2 separate regions of the Homo sapiens genome follow, and region 1 is linked to region 2. Evidence: chromatin loops called from intact Hi-C (ENCODE). Cell type or tissue: endothelial cell of umbilical vein. All regions are shown on one strand. Links, peaks and the distances in the headings refer to the core of each region. The heading gives the core; the rest is flanking DNA. Region 1 has its middle 41 kb from the start of SNX18. Region 2 overlaps LINC02998 (long intergenic non-protein coding RNA 2998).

Evidence for each region. Hi-C counts contacts between places; a loop is a spot of excess contacts. Peaks named below come from ENCODE experiments on the same cell type or tissue, not always from the same donor. Only the 100,000 strongest peaks of a DNase experiment are listed, where the experiment ranks them.
Region 1: it touches region 2 in a loop (1.9-fold over the local background); 1 of 110 quality-filtered maps calls a loop at or near these places.

Annotation. Positions count from the first base shown.
Region 1 is chr5:54,556,312-54,560,711 of GRCh38, forward strand. It overlaps a transcript of SNX18 not described here. Among named protein-coding and RNA genes, the nearest start is that of SNX18, 41 kb to the left of the region's middle. In endothelial cell of umbilical vein, for the core only: no CTCF peak of the experiment used is centred there; a DNase peak (open chromatin) is centred at 2,260; H3K27ac peaks cover 1,267 bases.
Region 2 is chr5:54,701,500-54,705,899 of GRCh38, forward strand. All of the region lies in intron 1 of LINC02998 (long intergenic non-protein coding RNA 2998), which reads right to left. The region is part of intron 1 of LOC105378969 (a long non-coding RNA gene); the gene reads left to right. Among named protein-coding and RNA genes, the nearest start is that of LINC02998, 41 kb to the right of the region's middle. In endothelial cell of umbilical vein, for the core only: no CTCF peak of the experiment used is centred there; DNase peaks (open chromatin) are centred at 1,282 and 1,862.

The DNA.
Region 1 (4,400 bases), core at 216-4,215, 150 kb before region 2:
CATCGGCCGGGCTGCATTCCTCTGTGGAGACTCTGCGGGAGAATCCATTTCCCTGCCCTTTCTAGCCACCTTCATTCCTTGGCTCATGGCTCCCCTCCATCTTTAAAGTCAGCAAAGTCTCATGGAATCTTTCCCACATTGAATCACTCTGACACAAAACATTCTTGTCCACATTTAAAGCACTCTTGGGATTACATTGGGTCCACCTGGTATAATGTAGGAGACTCTTATATTAAGGTCAGCTGATTAGCAATCTTAATTCCATATGGCAACATTAATTTTCTCTTGCCATGAACATAGCCTATTCACAGATTCTTGGGTTCTGGGCATTAGAATATGGACATCTTTGGGTGGGGCTGGGGAGGGGGTTGGTATGCAGCTTACTGCAGTCCCATCTTTGAACACTTGCATGCTTATCTGTGTAGGATGACTAGAAATGAACTTGCAGGATTGGGGGGTATGCACAAAAAACTTCAACTGCCCTTGTAAAGTCTAGATTTCCACCAGCACAGTGTGGCAGGCCTTATTTTCATCACTGTGACCCATCTTGAATATTTTAATGTTTTAAATCTGGCATGTCCATTTACATTAAGAAGCTGATAGGACACTGAATTGTCCATGATCCAAAAGCCAATTGTGTTTGCCTTTCAAAGGACACAAGCAGCATTTTTCATCTGCTTTATCTTTCAAACTGTGTTTTGCTTAGGTTAATATTTAAATAATTTGGCGTTTCTTTGAGGACCATCAGTTGATCAGCAAAGATACAGCACAGAATCAATGGCAAGGAAAATGCCTTATGATGAACATTTTCTTGCTAGCAATTCATAAAAGAGTATTCTAATACACCGATTAACTTAATAATTAGTTCATTAGTATTTATCATACACCCAATGCATGTCAGGCACCACCTGACCTCCAGAAATTTACAAAGCAGTAAAAGGAATAAGACACAAGTGCAGAATGCATGGCAGGGGATTTGAGAGTTGACTGTATTTGCATAAAATCCATCCATTGCAACTTATGTGATTGTAACTTGTTACAATGAATCACCTTTATTTTGGAAAACTTCATGTTTTTAGCTAAATAGTTGGATAATCATACAATATGGCAACATAGCATGCGGTTGCCAAAACTTTTGTTTGGGTGCAACAATTTCTCAAGCCTGAAAGAGGAATCTAAAAGATCGATGATCTGAAATAAGCCAACCACAAAAAGACAAATGTTGTTTGATTCCACTTATATGAGGTGCCTACAGTAGTCAAATTCATAGAGACAGAAAATATAATGGTGGTTGCCCCAGGCTGGAGGGAAGGGAGAATGGGAGTTGTTAAAATGTTACAGATTTTCAGAGTTTCAGTTTTGTAAGATGACAAAAATTCAATTGTACAACATGAATGTACTTAATATTGCTGACTTGTGCACTTAGAAATGATTGAGATGATAAATTTTATGTTGTGTATAATTTATAAAAAATTTGAAAAAATAGTTATCTTCTAAGCAGTCATGGGAGAAAGTTACTGCAAACATTTATTGAGTGCCAACTGTGTTGGACGCTCCCATGTATTGTCTTTTTTTTAAATGTATTTTTATTTGTTTTTTAAAATAGAGACAGAACCTCACCATGTTGCCCGGGCTGGTCTCAAACTCCCTGGGCTCAGGCAATCCTCCTGCCTTGGCCTCCCAAAGTGCTGGGATTATAGGTGTGAGCCACAGTGCTGTGCCCTGGGTATTGTTTAGTCCTCCCAACAACTCTATGAGGCAGATATAATTGACCTATTTTGCAGGTAAAAAAGACTCTGTAACTTGCCCAGAGTCACACAAACTGGGATTTGAGCCCAACTTGTCTTTCTCCTGTGTCCTGGTACATAAGTAAGATCCATGGGATTTTCACTGTAAACATCACCCTAAATATTTTTTAAAGTAGAAATACCCATATTAGAAATGACTCAAGGGCACAATTACTTAGCTAGAATATAAAATTCCTGGAAACATTTACTGGCTTCTCCAGATAAAGTTTATCTTACTAAATAATTAGGACTTTTATTTTTTCCTCCTTCCCTCCCTCTCTCCATTCCATCATTCTTTTCTCATTCTTTCTTTCAAGATTAGAGTAATATCTAAATCACAGTCACGTAGAGCAGTACAACCCATGTTGAGGTAACTTATTAAATTAGCCCCTGACCATACATTACTATTCAGAGGGCTGGGAAAGATCTGTAAGGGATTGGACAAAGGAAATGCTCCACCTGTTCCTCCTCTGACTTGGGCCCTTGATGATATCATATAAAAAGTCATTTCCTGCTTGGTCCTTATCTCTAATGCTGACTAAATTAATAGTCTTACTTCCTTTACTTGTGTGTATGGAATTTGGGAATAAAAGTAAAATCACTTCCTACTGGGTTTTATACTTAGGCTCCTTAAATTTCATGTACTTGGGCAATTTTTCCTTATTTGGGGACTACAGGTTGTTCGATGTAAAAAAGGAACAAATTATAACACATGCCATGCCGAAATTCAGTGAGAGTCATGGTTTACCTGGTACCCATGTTCTAATGAATGTATTTCCAACCTGTAAACTTGCTGAAGATTTGGAATAAGTAAAACCAAAATCATACTAGTATGGAGGTTTTAAAACTAACTTAAAAGAGTGACTGTATATTCACAATTGCTACCAAAAAAAAAAATACCTAGGAATACAGCTAACTAGGGAGGTGAAAGAGCTCTACAAGGAGAACTGTTAAACACTGAAAAGAAATCAGAGATGATGCAAACAAATGGAAAAACATTCCATGCTCATGGATAGGAGGAATCAACATCATTAAAATGGCCATAGTGCCCAAAGCAATTTGTAGATTCAATGCTATTCCTATTAAACTATCAATGACATTCTTCACAGAACTAGATAAAACTATTTTAAAATTCATATGGAACCAAAAACAAGCCCAAAGAGCCAAGGCAATTCTAACCAAAAAGAAGAAAGCTGGAGGCATCATGCTACCCAACTTCAAATTACACTACAGGGCTACAGTAAGGAAAACAGCATAGTACTGCTACAAAAACAAATATATAGACCAATGGAATAGAATAGAGAACCCAGACATAAGGCTGTACACCTACAACCATCTGATTAGCAACAAAGCTGACAAAAACAAGCAATGGGGAAAAGACTCCCTATTCAATAAATGGTGCTGGGATAACTGGCTAGCCACATGCAGATTGAAACTGGACGCCTTCCTTACATCATATAATCAACTCAAGATGGACTAAAGACTTAAATGTAAAACCCAAAACTCTAAAAACCCTGGAAGACAACCTAGGCAATACCATTCTGGACACAGGAATGAGGAAAGATTTCATGACAGACACCAAAAGCAATTGCAAGAGAAGCAAAAATTGACAAATGGGGTCTAATTAAACTAAAGAGCTTCTGTACAGCAAAAGAATCAACAGAGTGAACAGACAGCCTACAGAAAGGGAGAAAATATTTGCAAACTATATAACTGACAAAGGTCTAATATCCAGCATCTATAAGGAACTTAAACAAATTTACAAGAAAAAAAATAACCCCATGAAAAAGTGGGCAAAGGACATGAACAAGACACTTCAAAAGAAGACATACATGCAGCCAACAAGCATATGAAAAAAAGCTCATCATCACTGATCACTAGAGAAATGCAAATCAAAACCACAATGAGAACTAATTTACACTCTCAGTGGGAATGTAAATTAGTTCAGCCATTGTGAAAGACAGTGTGGCGATTCCTCAAAGACCTAAAAACAGAAATACCATTTGACCCAGCAATCCCATTATGGGGTACATACCCAAAGGAATGTAAGTCATTCTATCATAAAGATACATGCACGCATATGTTCACTGCAGCACTATTCACAATAACAAAGACATGGAATCAACTTCAATGCCCATCAGTGGTGGACTGGATAAAGAAAATGTTGTACATACACACCGTAGAATACTATGCAGCCATAAAAAATGACATCATGTCCTTTGCAGGAACATGGATGGAGCTGGAGGCCATTATCCTTAGCAAACGAATATAGGAACAGAAAACCAAAGACCACATGTTCTCACTTGTAAGTGGGAGCTAAATGATGAGAACATACAGACACATAGAGGAGAACAACACACACTGGGGCCTATTGAAGGGTGGAGGGTGGGAGGAGGGAGAGGATCAGGAAAAATAACTAATGGGTACTAGGCTTAATACCTGAGTGATGAAATAGTCTGTACAACAAACCCCCATGACACAAGTTTACCTATATGTAAATACCTGCACATGTACCCCTGAACTTAAAATGAAAGCTAAATTAAAGATAAAAATAAAAGAAAAGAGTGGCTATCATTATAAACTAAATCACTTTGTGTGGCACTTTGAAAGATG
Region 2 (4,400 bases), core at 130-4,129:
CCAGTACTGGCCCCTTTTATAGAAGATGCTCAGTATTTGTTTGTGATGGTAATGATGATTCATGTTTGACTTGGGTGACAAATTAATTTTATTCATTCTGTTTCCTCAACCCCTAGCACATTGCCTGGCCCAGAGTAAGTACTCAAGAAAAGCCTACTGAATGAATGAACAAATGAATTAATGAATCATTCGAATTTTAAAAACTAGTTAGAAACACACACATACAGAATGGAGAACATTGTGAGCAGATTATTTCTTAGCCTTTGTTTTTAAAAATACAAAAATAATCTCACTTTCTTTTCTTTTCTTTTAGTTGACCACAAGAAGATAGGCTGTGACTTAATTGTTTTAGCCAAGTGCTGTTAAATCTCACGCTCCTTTTTCTTGACTCAGGAATACAGAATATAAATATAGAGTGCCCTCCTATCTCCCCAGTGTCATTGCCTTGCTCTGTGAACAAACCCAGAGGTCCAACGTTTGTGGAAGGCCGTCTTCTACTCACTTCAGAAGACGAATATGACAATGTGACCCATTCCCTGAGATGGTGAGTGCATAGGACATTGGAAAGCTGTCTTTGACCATAACAAGAGGAAGATGTCAAAATGATGTAAAGAAACAGGTTTGAACTTCAGCTAAAAGTTAAATGACCAGCACTGAATTCACATTGAATCCCTCCTTTGCTAAAGTATTACTTACCTGATTAGACATATTATCCACTAAGAGTCCTTCCAGCTCAAAGATTCAATGCAGTATAGTAGGAAATAATAGATTTTAAAATTTGAAGACCTGAGTGTCAAATTCTAGTTTCACCTTTTACAAGTTGTGTGACTTTGAGTAAGTCACATAATCTGTCTGACCCTTCAATTACTCCTGTGTGGACTGGGATGTACCATTCCTGCACGATTTCTCACAGGATAACCCGAGTCTCATTGAGGACATGCATATGAAAATGCCAACCACTAGTCAGATGTTAGACATTAATTGATAGTTAAGGAAACAGGGGCCCTGAGAAGATAAATATCTTCCCAAGAGACTCTAGAGATCCTCTGGCTGAGCACTTCCTGAAGCATTTCCTTGCCAACAGTGTTAGTTCCACAGAACACTCATTTCACAAGTGGCAATAGCCATGACATAACATAATCATTTTAAACAAGTATGGGAAATTCTGTGCTGAACAAAAATAAGCACATTCGTTAACTGCAGGACTTATCAGAGCCATTAACATGGTCATGTCCTTTGTGACTCTCTAAGCATTTCCTCCTCTTAATAGACAAGCTGTCACAAGATTAGGATTCCATGGAGCACAACATGGGAAATGCTGACCTAGTTTATTGCCTAGGTCTGATTTCACAGTCCTCTAATTCAGTGCTACTGCAAGTACCCAAATACCAGGTTGGTAAATATTTGTTCCTCATCTGTGATGAGAAAAAAAGCTTATGAAATTGTAAATCAACAAGTCATCAAAAAGTCTTGCTACCGAGAAAAAAAAAAAAGAAAAAAAGCCTGTCAGTGGAACGTAGTGAACTTATTCTGGTGCAAGCTCCACCAGTGTGCATACCAGCAGTGGTCCCCAGACTATGCTTTGAGTAACATTTCTCTAATTAATTGGATAAAGATGCAGCTTTAGTGAAAAAGCAGAATCTAAAGAAAAGAAACCTTTTTCATACCTTGTGCTTGGCAGCACATGTGAAGTCTGGAAGTTGTCTGATTCAGAAAGCTCCAGGCTCCCAGCAGTCAAAGGGTTGGCCATCAGGCAGATTGGATTGCTGGTTGGCAGCGTCCACCCGAGCCTTCCTAACTTCAGTTGCTAGTGCACTAACTGGACACAACCCTTAGTCATCACACTGGAGAGATGATCATCCCAACAGGATACAAAGCCAAGCCCTGCAAGGCTCCTTTCCAGACAAAAGCTGATCTAACTGAGCTGTACAAAGGGCAGGCAAATTAACTTCCTGTTAGCTCTGTAAAAATACTGGGGAAACTCTCCCTAAACAATAATCCCCAAGTGAGGGTTTCCATGAGAAAAAAGTGATGCAGTCAAATGAGGGAAACTGAAGAGTTTCAAAAAGGGCTAATTTGCAAAGATGTACTGGGTTAAAAGGAATAGTGATTGTTAAGCATGGAGTGCTATTACCACCCTTAGAGGGAAGGTCATTGGACCTGGAAGCTATGAAAGAGAGCTGCCTGCTTGACGGGCGCTTGGCCTTAGATCGTGGAACATGGACTCTGAGACTCACAGCCCTGCAGGGAGGGCAGGCAATGCCCCAACCTCACTTTTCCCTCTCCATGCAGTCTTTGCCCGTGCATCTCATTGGCTCTCTAACCAGAAGCCAGGGGACAAAGGAGCTTGTCGCTATGGTCCGTAAATGCCTATCGGCACAGCAGGGTGGACAGAGGATCTGGAAAGGTAAATGAAAATCATTCATCACAGCTCACCCCGTGTGCTCCTCTGTGGCTCTCGGCTTTGTGAGCAGCACATGAAGGGTGCTGGCCAGTGTGGAGAAGTGGAGAGCAGATCTGGAAGGACAACTGAAATCCATCTAGCACAGTGTCATTCTCTTCTGAGCTCAGAAAACAAATTGAGTTACAGTCGTGAAGGCTTTTGGTTTCTGTTGGCCTCTCTTGTCAAGACTTTTGCCAATCCAGTCATTTTTCTCCCTTTCAATGCTTTCATGGTGCCAGGGTATCAACATGCCTTTGTGCTGATCACAGTTTTTTCAGAATCCAATTCTCAAGACAAAATTAGGGTGGGTATGTTTACACACTAAAAACTCTGCTAATAAACACTAATATTTCAAGTATCCATCTTACTTATTTAATTTTTCTCTCATTTTTAGAGATAGGGTTGATTTGATGTTATTTTCATGTACTCAGACTCCTGATTAAACACATTTTCATGGTATAAATCTATTACTCTCTACCTAGCTACTTCTTAAAGCCTTTTTGCCTTTAGGGTTCTGATGACGTTATTACTGTTACAGACACATGGATATTAAGTGTTTACATTAAGCATCTGTCTGTAGGAGTGAGGCTGTGGATTCAGGCTGTGCAAGCTGTGAAATGCCTGGATGTGAGTGGAGGAAATGGCTAAGTAATTGCACTTTGTGCATACCCATTACAGCACTTAGAGTGGGCATAATGCTTGGTTGGGTGTCTGACCAGAAGCCCAGGAGAGAAGAAACTCCTTGGAAATAAATACTCTGTATTATCTTTCTCTGTATTACTTCCATTCTCTCCAATGATTACCAAATAGATTTATATTGACTAACTAACACAGTGACAGAAAGCCTACATCCAAATGAATAGTTCTGTTTTAACAGGATCACTTTTGGAGGCAATGTAATGGTTTCAACAATTGCTGGAAGATCTTTGTCTGCATCAACTTCTACTGGGCAGTCTCAGCCTTGGTAGTAGGAAATATTTGTTTTGTGAGCAGACTTTTTTTTTTTTTTTTTTTGAGACAGGGTCTCTCTATGTTCTGCAGGCTGGAGTACAGTGGCTATTCATAGGCACTATCACAGCACACTGCAGCCTCAAACTCCTGGGCTTGAGCAATCCTCCCAACTCAGCTCCTGACTACAGGCACTTGAGACTACAGGCGCATGCCACCCGGCTTATTTTTACATTTATTTTGTTATTTTACTTTATGGCTACCAAGTCTGGCAGTTATGCAACTGACAATAGTTTGAGTTAAAAAAAAAATTGGAATGATAGCACGGTTGGATCGGTGTTGCTGTGTGGCTGGGATACCATTTCAGGCTCAGTTGCACAAGTCAGACTCTATTCTAGCTAGTTCGAGCAAGAAATTATTTATTACAGGGTGTAAAATGGAGGCTTGAGAATAAATTTCAGGTTGTACTTCCAATAGTGACTCCCAAAACTCTACCCCAAGACTAGGCCTCCAAGAAGTTGTCTACCTTTCTTAAGATCGGGAAAATGCTGGCTCCCAAACCATATCATCATTGTCATCACTGCAGCCATTGAGGAGCCTCCCTGGTCAGGAGATGTCCCTACTGCTGCCAAGTGCCAGGAGTATGCCACATTTGGTATAATCAACATCAGTAAAACAGATGCTCCATGACTTGCCTTTCAACATCAAAAAAACTTTTTTGCCTATTTACAGGCAAAAAAGCCAAATACTTCATGTTTAATTACAGGTTCACAATCCCTTGTTTGATACCCTTGGGGGCCACATGTGTTTTGGAATTCAGAGCCGCAAAATTTTCTAGAGGAAAATGAGTACTCACCCAAAGTGGGAGAAGAAAAGGAAGACTATGAATGAATTCACAGCAAGGTCAAGTTTTGATGTCAAATGAATTTGTGCAAATTTATAAAAGTAAATCAGTGCTTAGAGTTTTGGGATTTTTGAAGTGTGGAGAAGGGATTTGGGACTTGCAGTT